Linked DNA regions of Homo sapiens: regions 1, 2, 3 and 5 are each linked to region 4. The links are chromatin contacts, found by Hi-C or POLR2A ChIA-PET in ENCODE. All regions are on one chromosome and are shown on one strand. The core of a region is the stretch at or near the end of the contact, and the rest is flanking DNA. Distances in the headings are between cores, read along the strand shown. Region 1 overlaps TACR2 (tachykinin receptor 2). Region 2 holds the start of SUPV3L1 (Suv3 like RNA helicase). Region 3 holds the start of SGPL1 (sphingosine-1-phosphate lyase 1). Region 4 holds the start of AIFM2 (AIF family member 2). Region 5 holds the start of HK1 (hexokinase 1).

Region 1 (2,700 bases), core at 196-2,695, 720 kb after region 4:
GCCTCCTGAGTAGCTGGAATTACAGGTGTGCCCCATTACGCCTGGCTAATTTTTTTAATTTTTTTTAATAGAGATAGGGTCTCACTATCTTGCCCAGGTTGGTCTCAAATTCCTGGGCTCAAGCAGTCCTCCCATCCTGGTCTCCCAAAGTTTAGGGATTACAGGCATGAGCCACCACGCCTGGCCTACACTGTTTCCAAAAGGAAATGAAAAGCCTCAACACAACCCAGTGTCCTCCCTGGGGACGGGGTAGGAAGCCACGCAATGGTACTCTGCATCACTTCCTCAAAGGTGGTATGAAAGAGCATTTGCTGACACAAACGAGGTTCCCAGCCAAATGCTGATAAACCATAAGCAGATGACACAGCAGCATGTGATATATGGCGCTTTTCCACTGTCCCATGCCTCCATAGCGATGTTGGTGCAGATGGAGCCTTATTAACACCAGTCATTCTATCCATCCAGACAGATACAGATTATATATATATATATATATATATATATATATATATATATGTATATATATATATGTATATATGTATATATATATATATACATATACATATACATATACGTATACGTATACATATATGGCTATACTGTAGGATACACTCCAAGACACCCGGTGGATGCTTGAAACTTCAGATAGCACTGAATTCTCTCTATATAGATATATACTGTTTTTTTCCTCAACATACCTATGATAAAGTTTAATTTATAAATTAGGCACAGTAAGAGATTAACAGTAACTAGTAATAAAACAGAACAAGTATAACAATATACTGTAATTAAACTTCTGTGAATGAGGTCTCTCCCTCTCAAAATATCTTGTTGTACTCTCCTCCCCTATTTTGGATCCGCAGTTGGGAGGGGTTACTGAAACCCGGGAAAGTGAAACTCCCATCAGGGGTGACTACTATTCATACATATGATTCTGGAAAAAATATGCCAGATATTAATAGTTAATGTTAATAGTGGTGGGAGTGGGATAATTTTACTGCCTCCTTTGTGCTTAATGGCATTTTAAATTGCAAACAAATTATTTCTTAATTTGTTTCATTCACTTTTCCTTTTTTTGACACGTGTCTATCACGTGGAAGGATGTGATATGGAAGGACGCAGGGCTACTGCTGGCGTCCCTTTTGCAGGGAAGCCGTCTCCTGGCACACAGGCTACCCAATGCCACCTTTATTTTTGTTTAAATCAAACCAAGTCCCTGGGAGGCGCCCAGGGTGGGCCCGCAGGGGCGGCTCCACAGTGCCCGCGGGGTCCCAGGACCAGGCGCTGGCAGACTTCGGAGTCGCCCCCGGGCCCTCCGCTGCCCAGGCCTCGGCTCTCCCTGCAGGTACCACCTCGTGGTGATCGCCCTCATCTACTTCCTGCCGCTCGCGGTGATGTTTGTAGCCTACAGCGTCATCGGCCTCACGCTCTGGAGGCGCGCAGTGCCCGGACATCAGGCGCACGGTGCCAACCTGCGCCACCTGCAGGCCATGAAGAAGGTGGGCGCGGGGGCGGGGGCCTGGAGGGGGCGGGGCCTGGAGGGGGCGGGGGGCTGGCGGGGGCGAGGCCTCATGGGGGCGGGGCCGGACGGGGTGGGACGGGGGTGGGACGGGGGCGGGACGGGGGCGGGACGGGGCCTGACCCCGCCCTGGGGAGCCGCCCTTACGGTCTCAAGGCCGGTCCGCAAGAGGGCGCCCGGGAGAAGCTTGCGGAAGCTGCCTTCGCGCGAAGTCTGGGGCCAGAGCCTGACCGCGTTCCTCCCAGCCGGGCGGATTTGCCTTTGGTCTTTGGCCAAATACAAAATTAAAGAAACTTGCCGGGCGCGGCGGCTCACGCCTGTAATCCCAGCTCTCAGGGAGGCAGAGGCGGGAGGATAGCTTGAGCCCAGGAGTTCGAGACCTGCCTGGGCAACATAGCGAGACCCCGTTCTCCACAAAAAGGAAGAAAAAAAAAAGACAAAAAAAAATTAACTTCCCAGAATGTTAGGGGAGTCAGGGACTCCTAAAGCCCCGTAGAATTCAGATACCCCCAAGAATCTTAGAATGATAAAATATTAAAATCTTAGACTTTTTGAATAATCAGAATGTTGAAATTGAGAAGCCCCACAGAACTATAGAAGGTGCCTGACAGTCACAGGAGAGCCCTCAAAGGCTGGAACTGCGGACCCCGGAGGTCGTGGAGACCAGATAGTTGTCCAGCTTCATCAAATCTGTCTCCAGTTTCTTCCGGAAGTGGCAGTGTCCCCCTACTCCCTGCCATCCAGGGTCCCCCGAAGGTCCTGATGTAGCCCTCTGTGCCCAAGACCCCCTTCACCCTCCTTCAGTCCAAGCTTGTCCTTGCCCCCTTCCTACCAGGCAACAGGGGAGGTAATGGGTTAACCACATCATGTAGCCAGGTCAAAGCCATGCTTCTCACCCAAAAGTAGGCATCTTTCACAGGGTGGTTCGGGGAGATAGCTGCACATGGGCGCCATCTGGTGCCCCTCATGGAGCACTGGCCTCCATCTGCTCCACACTAGGGGTCTCAACCCAGATCCTACGTGAGGATCAGGGTGCCCAGGAGCCCCCAGACCTTTTGTAATTGGCATGCTGGGCTGCCAAACGGAGCAGGAGTGTGCCTGCAGGGGCCAGGCTCTGAGGAGGGGGAGGTCCAGGAGCTGACCCGTGGGCAGAGGCAGGGGTCCCTGGTTGGAACCTTACA
Region 2 (2,700 bases), core at 21-2,520, 950 kb after region 4:
AGAATATGTCAAAGAATAACATATACTGTGAGTTCCATCACATGTTTAGTGAAAGTACTGTACTTCTGCTCTGAAAAACATATTGTAGTCTATATTTTAGATTTACAATAGGAGGCACCAATGTCGCTTGTTGAAGTGAGACATTTCTCCTCCTATTCCTGGAGACAATTCTGGATAGCATTTCCTCAATCTCCCAGTTTCATATGGTCAGAGGAAACTCCCTTACCTCCCTAATCATCCCGAAACTCACCTTGAAAACATTCACATGCCTCTCTGTCAACGAATCCATCCAAACTTAAGTTTTGCTGAGCAAAGCCCGCTGCCACTAACTGATGCTACCTCTTCTTTTCTCTCTGGAGCCGGGGACACCCTACCTTGTTCTAGACCTTGTCATGTTCTACCTTGTATTACAGTTCACTTTCCATACACGTGTCCTCCCCCACGATACCGTTACGTTTCTTAAGAGGGGATCTGGATCTGAGTCTGGTTCCTCTTGGCAACCACCACACAGCCTAACAGCGTGGTATGAGTCGGCGCCTCCTCAATGATAAAGAATCCTAAAAGGAGTCTCCGCTGGCTTTTCACTGCCACATCCCATTCGGGGGTGGGAGAGAAACAAAGAATGCAAGAAAGAGCGGGCGTCCACCTAACAACTCAAAAAAGTCAAATCTTCCCAACACATGAGTGTCTAAACCATTCAGAGAGCAGGGCAGTAAAAGGGAAAAGGCCGCTTCTGGGACGAGGCGTTAAGAATTAATCAGATACAGTCCTAAGCCGTTTGAGGGGCTCACACACCAGCGAAGGAGGCAGACACTGAGAGGCACGATGACAACACTCGATGGGACCTCGGATCCCCAGGGGAAGGGGATGTAGCTTCCTCCCAACCAGCCTCGGCCCAGCAGACACCACCCTCTGCCGCCCTCAGTAGTTCCCGCACTCACTCTTGTCCAGAGGCCGGGTTAGCTCGGCCCCGACGTCGCCGTCGGCGCTGGGGCCCTGAGGTTTCACAGTCAGGGGCACGAACAAGGACGTGTTTGGTATTTTGGAGCCACCGGAGGCAGAGGAGGAGGCGGTGGCAAGGACAGAAACTTGCCCCAGAACCCCGGGAAAGGGCCCAAAGTGGGGACGAAGGGCAGAGCAGATGGCTGCCCGGTGGCCAGCCTGGCGCCCCGCCGGGAGCCGAGCCCACAATAGGGCACGGGAGAAGGACATCGAGGCCGCAGGTTCTACACTGTCTGGCGCAGCCGCGGACACGGCGGCGGACAGTGACGCGCACCTCCAGCGCCTGCTGTCCAGAAAGACCCAGGCCGAGCAGGTAAGCTGCCCGGGAAAACGCCTGACCGTTAAGGAAAACGCCGTGCCGTGAGGGTGTTCTTTCAGGGAAAAAGAAGATTAGCAGGCAAAACCACTAGAGATAATTCTCGTTCTCTTTCTCTGTTTTGTTGGTGATTGGGACCACCTTTCCCTAAAGAAGGGAAAATAATCAGGCATCTTTGGGATGTCATACATGAGCGGAGGGGGCCTGCTAGTCGTGTCACGTGATGCAAACTAGTACTTTGGTAAGCAAGTGTCCAGAAGCACGTGGGTGAGCAGTGAGAGAATGGGTGGTGGAGCAGCAACTGCGAATGCTCAGGGTACGAGTATGTCTTGCGGACTCAAACACTAAATAGCATTTCCCAAAAGTTTCTTGCATTGTTAACCGTCATTTCCTGATATGATAACGTTAGCGATAATAACTTGATATGCCCCTCAGAAATGTTGCTAAGAAATATTGTTGCACTATTAAACCCCTTGTATTACGTAAGTACTTTTGCTTTAATGTGAGCAGTTTGCGTACATCATCCTAGCAGCTATGACCACATAGTTGTGACCACATGGCAAAAATACGTGCTCTGTACCCCAGCCATAGTTTCGTTCCATTGCATTTGTTGAATACCGTGTTCTCATGTGAGGCTGCAACATGTTAAATTCACAAGTTTAACCCGGGCGTGGTGGTTCACGCCTGTAATCGCAGCACTTAGGGAGGGCGAGGCCGGTGGATCATCTGAGGTCAGGAGTTCGAGACCAGCCTGGCAAACATGGTGAAATCCCCTCTCTACTAAAAATACAAGAATCAGCCGGGCGTGGTGGTGCACACCTGTAATCCCAATTACTAGGGAGGCGGAGGCAGGAGAATCGTTTGAACCTGGGTGCCAGAGGTTGCAGTGAGCCGAGATCGGGCCACTGCTCTCCAGCCTGGGCAACAGAGTGAGACTCCGTCTAAAAAAAAAAAAAATTCACAAGTTTAGCATCTCCATCCACATCTCTTTATACTTACATCATTAAGATCTTACAACTTGAAGGAACGTGTTATGTAATATACAATACTGTATGTCTAATAGGATTCCAGTAACAATTTGCCACGTGCCTTTGATTCACAAAATAATTTTTAAACATCAGGGATACAAGGAGACAGTCCTTTGCTTTCAAAGGTTCTGATCTGGTTTTGGTGGTAAGAACAGTACACGTTAAATAATGCACTTATTACTCTAATAGACTAATGGCAGTTCAAAGAAAGGAGCAATTTGAGAGTGGTAAGGAGATTTCTGCCAGACTTAAAAGTAAAACATAGAGAAGCGGTAAGTAAATTCTAGTCAGTGGAAACGATGTAAGCAGAGGCTTAACTAAGGAAAAGACATACTGAAAAAAATTTAAGTAACA
Region 3 (2,700 bases), core at 120-2,619, 680 kb before region 4:
CCAGGCGCGGTGGCTCACGCCTGGAATCCCAGCACTTCGGGAGGCCAAGGCGGGTGGATCACCACAGGTCAGGAGTTCAAGGCCAGCCTGGCCAACATGGAGAACCCCGTCTCTACTAAAAATACAAAAATTAGCCGGGCGTGGTGGCGTGCGCCTGTAATCCCAGCTACTCAGGAGGCTGAGGCAGGAGAATCGCTTGAACCCAGGAGGCAGAGGTGGCGGTGAGCCGAGATCATGCCACTGCACCCCAGTCTGGGCAACAGAGTGAGACTCCGTCTCCAAAAAAACAAAACAAAACAAAACAAAATAAAAGGTGGCAAAACGCTCAGCTACCAAAAGCAAGCATCAGAGGTGAAATCTACACACTGGGATCCTTTGGACTAAAAAAACGGAGACAAATGCCTTGGAACCAGGAGGATGTCTGCAAAAGGCTCACCAACATCAGAAGGTCTGTGCTAGGCATCTTCCTCTTCCAGCCTCCTCTCCGCGCTCCCCTTTTTCAGACTCTGTAAAAGGGAACCAGGTTTGTTTACTTCTAGAGCTTTAAACTGTCTCGCCAGCCCGCCTAGATTCGCCAGAGCAGCCAAGTTATGGTTCTCTCCCTCCTTTGAAGGCTCAGATTTCATTCCCAGATATCACAGTCCACCCCTAGCACCCCAGACCAGCGAATCAAAATCCTGCTGCAACTAGGTTTCCCTCCCACAGCTGATGAAACTAATCCAGACCCAGACTCCCACAAAGCATTCCACCCAGGTGGAAACTAGGGGAAACGCCCCGTCTGCGCGCGATCGGGGTGGGGAGCCCAGCCCAGGCCACCTAACCCGGGCTGAAGGTGCCGAGGCTACCAGGGTCCTGCCTCCTCCGCACTCCCTTCAGAATCAGCACGGCCTCGCTCTCGTTGTCACCCCTCCCGTCGGAGGACCAGCAAATCCTGGCCGCCCATGCCTACCCCGCGGCAGGCGTGGGCTCCAGACCCGCCCCACCGCGGCCCCGCGCCCGCCCGCCGTCCACTTGCTTGGACCTCAGCGGCTGGTGCCCACGCCTTCAGCCCGCCCCCGCCCCCGCCCCGGCCGCAGCCGCCCCGCCGCCTCTGCCCGCCCTCGGCCCACCCGGCCCCTGTCCTCTCCTCACCCCGCGGCGCCTCCGTCCCGACCCTCACCGCCCCCCGGAGCCCGCGGCGGCCCCTCCACCTCCTCACGCCGGAACCAGCTTCCAGTCTCCTTCCCTCGAGCACCCGGCCGGCTCCACCTCCTGCGTCTCCCTCAGCACGCGACGGACTCGCAGGCCGCGAGACCCAGGCTCCCCTGTTGCCGCCGCCGCCGCCGAGATTGGAGGCCCGGCAGCCGCCGGCCTCGCCCCTCCCGGAAATGGCTCCGGGGGCACCGGCCCGGCTCCCGGACCCTGGCGTGCGCGGCCCCGCTGCTACCAGCCGCGCGCACGCCCAGACCCGGGCCCCACGGCCTGTGCGCGCCGCCTACCGGCCAGGCAGCGGGCTGCACCCAGACCCTCCAGTGAATGTCTCAACCAGGCCGTCCTGGGGCGGCTGTGGTATCCCGACGGTCACCAACTTCTCTTCCAAACTGCCTTGGACAAAAAACTTTCTTGTCACATTTGGTCACTTGGAGCCTCCTGAGAGAGTAGGTCTGCAGGGCATTGTACAAACTAATCCAAAACAGCCACAGAGTTGGGTCTCTTTCCTGGGCCAGGGACTTCATTTTTCCATCGAGGTCAGTGGTGCCTGAAGAAAAGCAACAAGGAAACTTATTTAATGGAAATATCATCCTCATCCTCCCCTCCACCACTGCCCCCCCCCACCCCAAAAATAAAATGGAGAGCAGAGGCTACTCTGCCATCACTACTTTCATGAGCAGTGCTGGGAATCACCTTATACACAAGTGCAAGGGCCCACTGGGATCACAAAGGTCGCCTTCATTTCCAGATGAAAAAACTAAGTCTCAGCTGGGTGTAGTGGCTTACATCGGTAATCCCGGCACTTGGGGATGCTGAGGCGGGAGGGTTGTCTGAGCCCAGGAGCTCTAGATCAGCCTGAGCAACATAGTGAGACCCCCAACTCCAAAAAGAAAAAGAAAAAACTAAGTCTCACATAGGTTTCCCATGACTTGTCCAGGTTGTCATAACATTGCTTTAGTGGTAGCAGAAGGCAGTGCAGTTACATGGAACCAACTGGTCAGTGACCTGCATTCAAGATTTTTTTTCAATAGATTTTAAAATGACACCTAGATAGACTCTTGAAATCTCTCAAACAAAAATGACACTAATGAGGGTACCCAATTCCATCCCCTTGGAAAATGTTGCCATGACACTAAAATTAGGGCATCATCACTACCGTCATTATCCACATGTAGTGCTTTCAGGATGAAATGTACTATCACAGCTGCCCTCCTCTGCATACCCCATCGGCACTTCCCACTTCCCCAGCCATAATGGTTAAGGCCCTGAAAGACTATGAACAGGTTATCTTTAGGCCTCCTCACCCCCATTCCGTCAGAACTCCCAGACATTTCTACCATCCAGAGCCCCTGACTCAGGCATGAACACCCCCATACCCTTAGCCCCCTCACTACTATTCCCCAGCAGACATGCATTCTCAGTGTTTGAGGGTCAGAAAATGTTCTGGGGCCTCCTGCCAATGCCTACTCATCAAGAGTTGCTTTAGGGTTTCAGGTATGCCTTCCCATT
Region 4 (2,700 bases), core at 1-2,500:
GTGCCTGGCCCTTATCCACAACTCTTAAAGTAGGTGCTAATATTTGCAGTAAGTAGATGGAGATGGCTTATCTTTCGCTGAGTTAGCTTGGTCTGATTTGAGCTGGCAATACACTGCCTTCCAGGTCATTGTCCTGCCTGTGGGTCTTTGCACATCCAGACCACACTTCCTTCCTCTTTACCTAAATCTACCTCTTTCTCATCCTTGGAGAGAAGTATTTGCACCCTTCCTTTGCCCTCAGTCTTTCTTTTTTATTTTTTCATTTCATTTCATTTATTATTATTATTATTATTATTTTTTTTTTGAGACAGAATCTCACAGTCACCTAGGCTGGAGTGCAGTGGAATGATCATGGTTCACTGTAGCCTCAAACTCCTGGGCTCAAGCAATCCTCCCACCTCAGCTTCCCGAGAAGCTGGGACTACAGGTGTGCACCAACAAGCCCGGCTAATTTTTGTAGGTCTCGCTATGTTGCCCAGGCTGGTCTCCAACTCCTGGGCTCAAACGATCCTCCCGCCTTGGCCTCCCTAAGTGCTGGGACTGTAGGCATGAGCCACCGTGCCTGGCCATGCCCAATCTTTCTTACTGCAGTTGGTGATACATGGTTTTTGTTTTCTCTATACATGTATTTTTTGGTGGTGTGTTTAATATCTGTCTTTTCCCAGACTGTCGCCTCCGTGAAAGCAGGAACCTTGTCAGTTTTCTCTCCAAGTTATCCCTCCAACGCCTAGCACAGTGCCTGGCAAATGTAGGAGCTCAACAGGGTTTGCGGAATTATTATGTGTATGTCTGAAGGAAGGATGTTGGCAGTGCGCCCAACGTGTGAGGGGAACCCCACTCTCCAAGGTTCCAGTGGCTTTAAAGGTGTCCTCGAGAAAATCAGAGGAACAGGGGGATGCTTGTTTTCCTTCCTTCCTTCTCTCTCTCTCTCTCTCTCTCTCTCTCTCTCTCTCTCTCTCTCTCTCTCTCTCTCTCTTTTTTGCTTTAAAGTATGCTGAAAGGACACTTTAAACCAAGTCTGAATGGCTCGGCAGGACTGGGGCGCGGGTGCTGGCAGGAGCCGGAGAGGCGACATCTGGCCATGGGAGCATTTGTTTCAAAGTTCAAGGCCGTTCGCTCAGGGTCAAGGTTAGTCCGGCGGGCCGTTCGGAGACCAGCCCCAGCGTGCCAGGACCGTTTCCGGGGCCTGGCCGGGGCGTTGCCGCGGGGTCGGGGACCAGCACGAGTGCTGAGTCACGCCCCGCCCGGGAGCGCCTCGGGTCAGTAACTCGGGAAGACGACCAAGCGGGAGCGGGAGCGGGAGCGGGAGCCGGAGCGAGAGCGCGCGGGCGCGGCCGACAGGTGAGATCGCGCCGCCAGGCGGGCTCTCGAGACCCCGGGCGCCCCGGGCGGGACCGGGACCCGGAAGAGGGGCGAGCGGATTAGAGGCCTGGCTCACGCCGCGTCTGGCGTGGGGAGGTCGGTGCGCGCAGTTGTGGCGCTGCGAGGAGAGGGATACTCGACTCAGGCCCGCCCCTCTCTGTCTCCCCCAAAAAACGCAACAGGGAGATGTGCTCCTGGCCGAGGGCAAAGAAAACTCCACCCTCCTGGTTTGGCCCCTAAATCCCTGCTAAGTTTTCCTAAGGAAGATGGGCTTAGGCCGGGAAGGGCGAACCGGGGAAGAGGGAACACGGGGCGGGTGTAACCCGGATCTTGCGAGGACCGTCCGAGGGTCCGCTGGGTAGAAGCGGCCGGTCCGGACAGAAGCAGGTGTGAGAGGAAAGGGAGAAACCTCAGTCTCTAAGAGGAAAGAAACTGGAGTCAACCCAGTGCCCATAGGCTCGGGGGAGCTGGGGGGTGCAGCACTAGGAAGTCTGCTTCTCCCTTCCCGAAGCCCTGGGTGCTGCAGGGACAAAGACCAGCGGTGAGTAAACTAACTCTGATGGGACGCGTGCAGTCCACCTGGAACTGAATTAGTGGCCTATATTGGGGCTCTCCTTCCAACACCACCTGATCAACACACCCTACCTTTCCCTACAAGGAGAGTCTTTTTGACCCTGGAATTTAAGGTGAGGATGGGGAGTGGTGAGGTCTCTTGGGGGCTGATGATCCTGTAGGAGGACAGGCATAGGGCAGAGAGTCAGATATAGTTTGGGATGGGACTTGCAGGTTTCTGGACTGTGCACCTGTGTTCAAAAGCCTGTATCAGGTTCCAGTGTGCGTGCATGCACCTGCCAGAGAGCCCCGGGATCTCAGATCACACCTGCCCTCACCCCAGCACCTAGAGAGGAGTTCTCCAAGGAGCACAGTGTGTCACCAAGAAGAGGGCACTGAGCCCCAGCCAGGGTGGGCTGGGCAGGCTTAGCACTACCTAGCCCAGAAGTGATGGGCTGGGCAGGCCGGTGGACTCCAGGGCCAGCCTGACTTTTGTCTGGTGGCCAAATGAAGCCAGCGTCCAGGTACAGGTGGTGGGCAGACCATGGGGACCACAAAACTGGCTCTGAGGAGGATGGACAAATTGCTTGGCCTAGGTTTTCTGTGCGGGAGTGAATATGACATCCAGATGAACCTGTCTGCCCCAGAGCTGCCCTCCCCTGGGGATAAAAGGAGGCTGCCTCCCTTAGACTTTGAGTCCCTTTTCAGAAACTGGTCTTTTGGGGGTTCTGTTCTTCAAGTAGTCCCTGAGGGGCTGGCCATGGAGTGTCCCAGGAAGGGAGGCCG
Region 5 (2,700 bases), core at 72-2,571, 810 kb after region 4:
CTTGATAAGGTCGCTGCCCTCAGTAGGCCTGTTTCCTATGGTGCCAGATGAGGGAGTCATCTTAGATGCACAGGAAGAGGATGGAACACCCTATGGCTTGCCGGGCAGAAAATCAAGGCCTGTCACTCCTGCCTTTCACCTGTAGAACTCCACCTGTCTGAACGCCAAAGTCAAGATGACTTTGCCAGTCCATCCCAGCTAACCCCAGCAATAACGTCACCACGTTCAGGGTGGGTGGGCCTGGAGCCTGTACCAGACCTGGCACTGATAAAACGGGCGTCTTTCCCTACAGCTTAGGCTGTTTCTTTAAAATATGGTAGCACAGCTGGCAGAAGAGACAAATACACCTTTAAGACCTGCCAGCGGACAGTATTTTACACTAAGATGTCAAAGGCAACAACACCTCAGGACAGGAGGATGCATGCGTCCAAGTGCTAGAACAAGCATGCCACAGGCGTCCACCCAACTCAAATGACCAGTCGCTTATTTGAGCTCCTGTGCTGGCTAGAAATTACAGCTTAAGAGGAATAAAAAATTCCATTCAGACGTGCCGCTCCAGACACGAGGCCTATGAGCAAAGTTTCCGGTGGCCTCGCCGCCCCTCCCCGTTCCGGGAAGCCGGGCGGGTCACCTCGTCCTCAGATTAACGAGCAGCTCAAACAACTGGGAGAGCCCGGCGACAGCTTCTCCGGGGCACCCGACACCCTCCGCCAGGAACCCCAAATATGGGAGGCCTGGCCTCCAGCCAGCACCCCCGCCTGCTGCTCGATCACCTCCCCAGCATCTCCATGATCACACCTCCTCCCACGGCGCTCGGACCCTCCCGAACAGGCCCTGCGGAAGGGCCCACCGGCCACCTCCCCGCACAGCCCGGGGGCCTATCTGACATCCAGGGCCCGTTTCAAGGACACTGCAGCAGGCAGCCCGGTCTCGGGGGTCTTCCGCCCGATTGCCCCCCTCCCAAAAACGCACACACACAGAGACACTGACAATGCCGGTAGAATCGAAGGCGAAGGCTTTCCTTGCGCCCTGCAGTCCAACTCGATGCTGGCCCGGAGAAGGCCGGGCGCCGGAGGATGGAGGCAGCGGAGGCGGCGAGCGGATGCCGGAACGCAAGGCTGCGGCCAGGACCAGCGGCGGCGCGGGCGGGGGCTCACCTTTTTGACCTGGTCATCCTTCAGCTCCGTGAAGTAATAGGCCAGGAGCTGCGCGGCGATCATGCTGGCGGTCGGGGTCGCGGGGCGGCAGGCGTGGGGACGGTCGGTCCTCCGCAGCCCTGGCGAGCCGTGGTCCTCCGGCGGCTGCTCGGCGGCTCCTCCTCCTCCTCCTCCCCCGGCTCCTCCCCCTCGGCCCGGGGCGCGGCGACAGCTCGCGCGCTCCCGGTCTCCGCGCTCCCGTCCCCTGGAGGGTGACAGCCGCCAGCCGACCCACCTCCTCCACGCCCATTGGTTGCGGCGCGCCTCTGCAACGCCCGGCGGTGGCGTCCCGGCCGGGGAGCGGGGACGCGGCGGCCGCTCCCTCCTGCGCCGGAAAGGGGGCGGGCGACGCAGCGAAATCCCCCCCGACCCCGCATCATCCTGCACGTCCCCCACGTAGGGAGCCGATGCGGGCCTTCACGCGTGGCGGCGCCGTGCCCGGGTGGGCCGTGCCAGGCGGGGAGGTGCGAGGCGCAGGCAGGAGGCACCGCCCGGCTCCGCCGGGACGAGAAGCCCCTAGGGCTAGTCTAGGGACTGGCAGCCCCGGGGGCACGAAGGCGGTCCCATTCCTCGGAAATGAGGGCTCGCCCCTAGGAGTCCGGTGGACGCCGAGGTGCCGGAGGGGACTTGCAGAAGTGGGCGTGGAAAGCGGGCGGAAGCGGGAGCCGGGGACGCTACGCAGTCCTCGCACCCGGGTCCCGCGCCTTCCTCACCCAGGCCGAACGCACCGGCCTACCTGGGTCTTCAGCGGCAGTGCATCACCTCTCCCCGGCGTGCCCCGCCTAATCTCCAGCTGGCAGATTTGTATTGCTGAACCCAAAGCGACACCCCAGAGCACCCGCCCCCGAGTCACCAGCTCCGGTGGCTCTCCCTCAGGGCGCACTCCCTCTGGGCGGGACTTGGGCCACAGGTCGTGGCCTGTCCCCATCCTCTGGGCCTCCTCTTGCTCTTGGGCATCCAGGCCCACTGGGACTTGGGGCACGGTTCAGCGCCCCTTCCCAGGTGCCGTGTTTTCTACTTTCCCAGAGGAAGTTACGTAGGATGGGAGGACTCCCTAGAGGTGCTACCAGGACAGCCACTTTAGGATTCTTAGATTAATTATTTCTGTGTTCCGGAAGCCTCCAGGAGCTTTAGTGCCTTACAAAATGACATGTAATGAGCTCAAATATACAAACAAGTTGTTGCTATTCTGGTTAGACAGGTAAGGAAATTGAAGCTCAGTGAGGCCTCAGTCTTGCTGGACTTTATACAGCCAGGAAGTTGTAGATCTAGGATCACAGCTTGGATCTGTGAGTCTTTGAAGCAGGTGCTCACCTCTAGGGTTTGCTGTGGTCCCAGTTGTATAGAGCCCCTCTGCCTAAATAGGTCACTTTCCTGCAACCAAGTCTGCACCATATGGTGCCCTGAGATCCAACCCCCAACCTCTACCCTAGCTCTTGACTTTAGGAGTCCCTAGCCCTTGACCAGGCCTAGCAAAGGTACAGTCAAATCAGAGGGAGGGATG

Evidence for each region. A loop is a pair of places that touch in the nucleus more often than their neighbours do. ChIA-PET counts read pairs that join two places held with the same protein, here RNA polymerase II (POLR2A). Pooled maps may share reads with other maps.
Region 1: a loop to region 4 is called in a pooled map, with 4 times the contacts of the local background. The contact joins the enhancer-like site here to the promoter of AIFM2 in region 4. A Hi-C loop is called at or near these places in 1 of 168 maps with a recorded cell type or tissue (B cell) and 5 of 50 pooled maps. POLR2A ChIA-PET finds 5 or more read pairs at or near these places in 1 of 52 experiments (CD4-positive, alpha-beta T cell).
Region 2: a loop to region 4 is called in a pooled map, with 4 times the contacts of the local background. The contact joins the promoter of SUPV3L1 here to the promoter of AIFM2 in region 4. A Hi-C loop is called at or near these places in 1 of 168 maps with a recorded cell type or tissue (transverse colon) and 10 of 50 pooled maps. POLR2A ChIA-PET finds 5 or more read pairs at or near these places in 2 of 52 experiments (MCF 10A and activated CD8-positive, alpha-beta memory T cell).
Region 3: a loop to region 4 is called in a pooled map, with 3 times the contacts of the local background. The contact joins the promoter of SGPL1 here to the promoter of AIFM2 in region 4. A Hi-C loop is called at or near these places in 2 of 168 maps with a recorded cell type or tissue (B cell and CD4-positive, alpha-beta T cell) and 6 of 50 pooled maps. POLR2A ChIA-PET finds 5 or more read pairs at or near these places in 1 of 52 experiments (BJ).
Region 5: a pooled map shows a loop between it and region 4 (4-fold over the local background). The contact joins the promoter of HK1 here to the promoter of AIFM2 in region 4. A Hi-C loop is called at or near these places in 2 of 168 maps with a recorded cell type or tissue (both naive thymus-derived CD4-positive, alpha-beta T cell), 3 of 37 single-sample maps with no recorded cell type and 8 of 50 pooled maps. POLR2A ChIA-PET finds 5 or more read pairs at or near these places in 1 of 52 experiments (activated CD4-positive, alpha-beta T cell).

The regions. Positions count from the first base shown.
Region 1 is chr10:69,407,721-69,410,420 of GRCh38, reverse strand. It overlaps TACR2 (tachykinin receptor 2), which reads left to right. Exons shown (of 5, transcript NM_001057.3): 3 at 1,346-1,499. Among named protein-coding and RNA genes, the nearest start is that of TACR2, 7.8 kb to the left of the region's middle. RefSeq lists silencers at 1,118-1,217, 1,508-1,787. Within about 2 kb of position 1,445, at least 31 of the 41 ENCODE cell types and tissues checked have a DNase peak (open chromatin) inside an H3K27ac peak, as active enhancers do; they include B cell, where a contact is called at or near this core.
Region 2 is chr10:69,178,804-69,181,503 of GRCh38, reverse strand. It overlaps SUPV3L1 (Suv3 like RNA helicase), which reads right to left and starts at 1,270. Exons shown (of 15, transcript NM_003171.5): 1 at 942-1,270. The coding sequence starts at 1,212. RefSeq lists an enhancer at 1,186-1,555.
Region 3 is chr10:70,814,617-70,817,316 of GRCh38, reverse strand. It overlaps SGPL1 (sphingosine-1-phosphate lyase 1), which reads right to left and starts at 1,369. Exons shown (of 15, transcript NM_003901.4): 1 at 1,191-1,369; 2 at 437-506. The coding sequence starts at 463. RefSeq lists silencers at 954-1,063, 1,144-1,233, 1,254-1,573.
Region 4 is chr10:70,131,375-70,134,074 of GRCh38, reverse strand. It overlaps AIFM2 (AIF family member 2), which reads left to right and starts at 1,250. Exons shown (of 9, transcript NM_032797.6): 1 at 1,250-1,341. RefSeq lists silencers at 1,076-1,395, 1,228-1,437 and an enhancer at 959-1,459.
Region 5 is chr10:69,317,468-69,320,167 of GRCh38, reverse strand. It overlaps HK1 (hexokinase 1), which reads right to left and starts at 1,321. Exons shown (of 18, transcript NM_000188.3): 1 at 1,158-1,321. The coding sequence starts at 1,220. RefSeq lists enhancers at 738-787, 2,078-2,307 and a silencer at 1,088-1,767.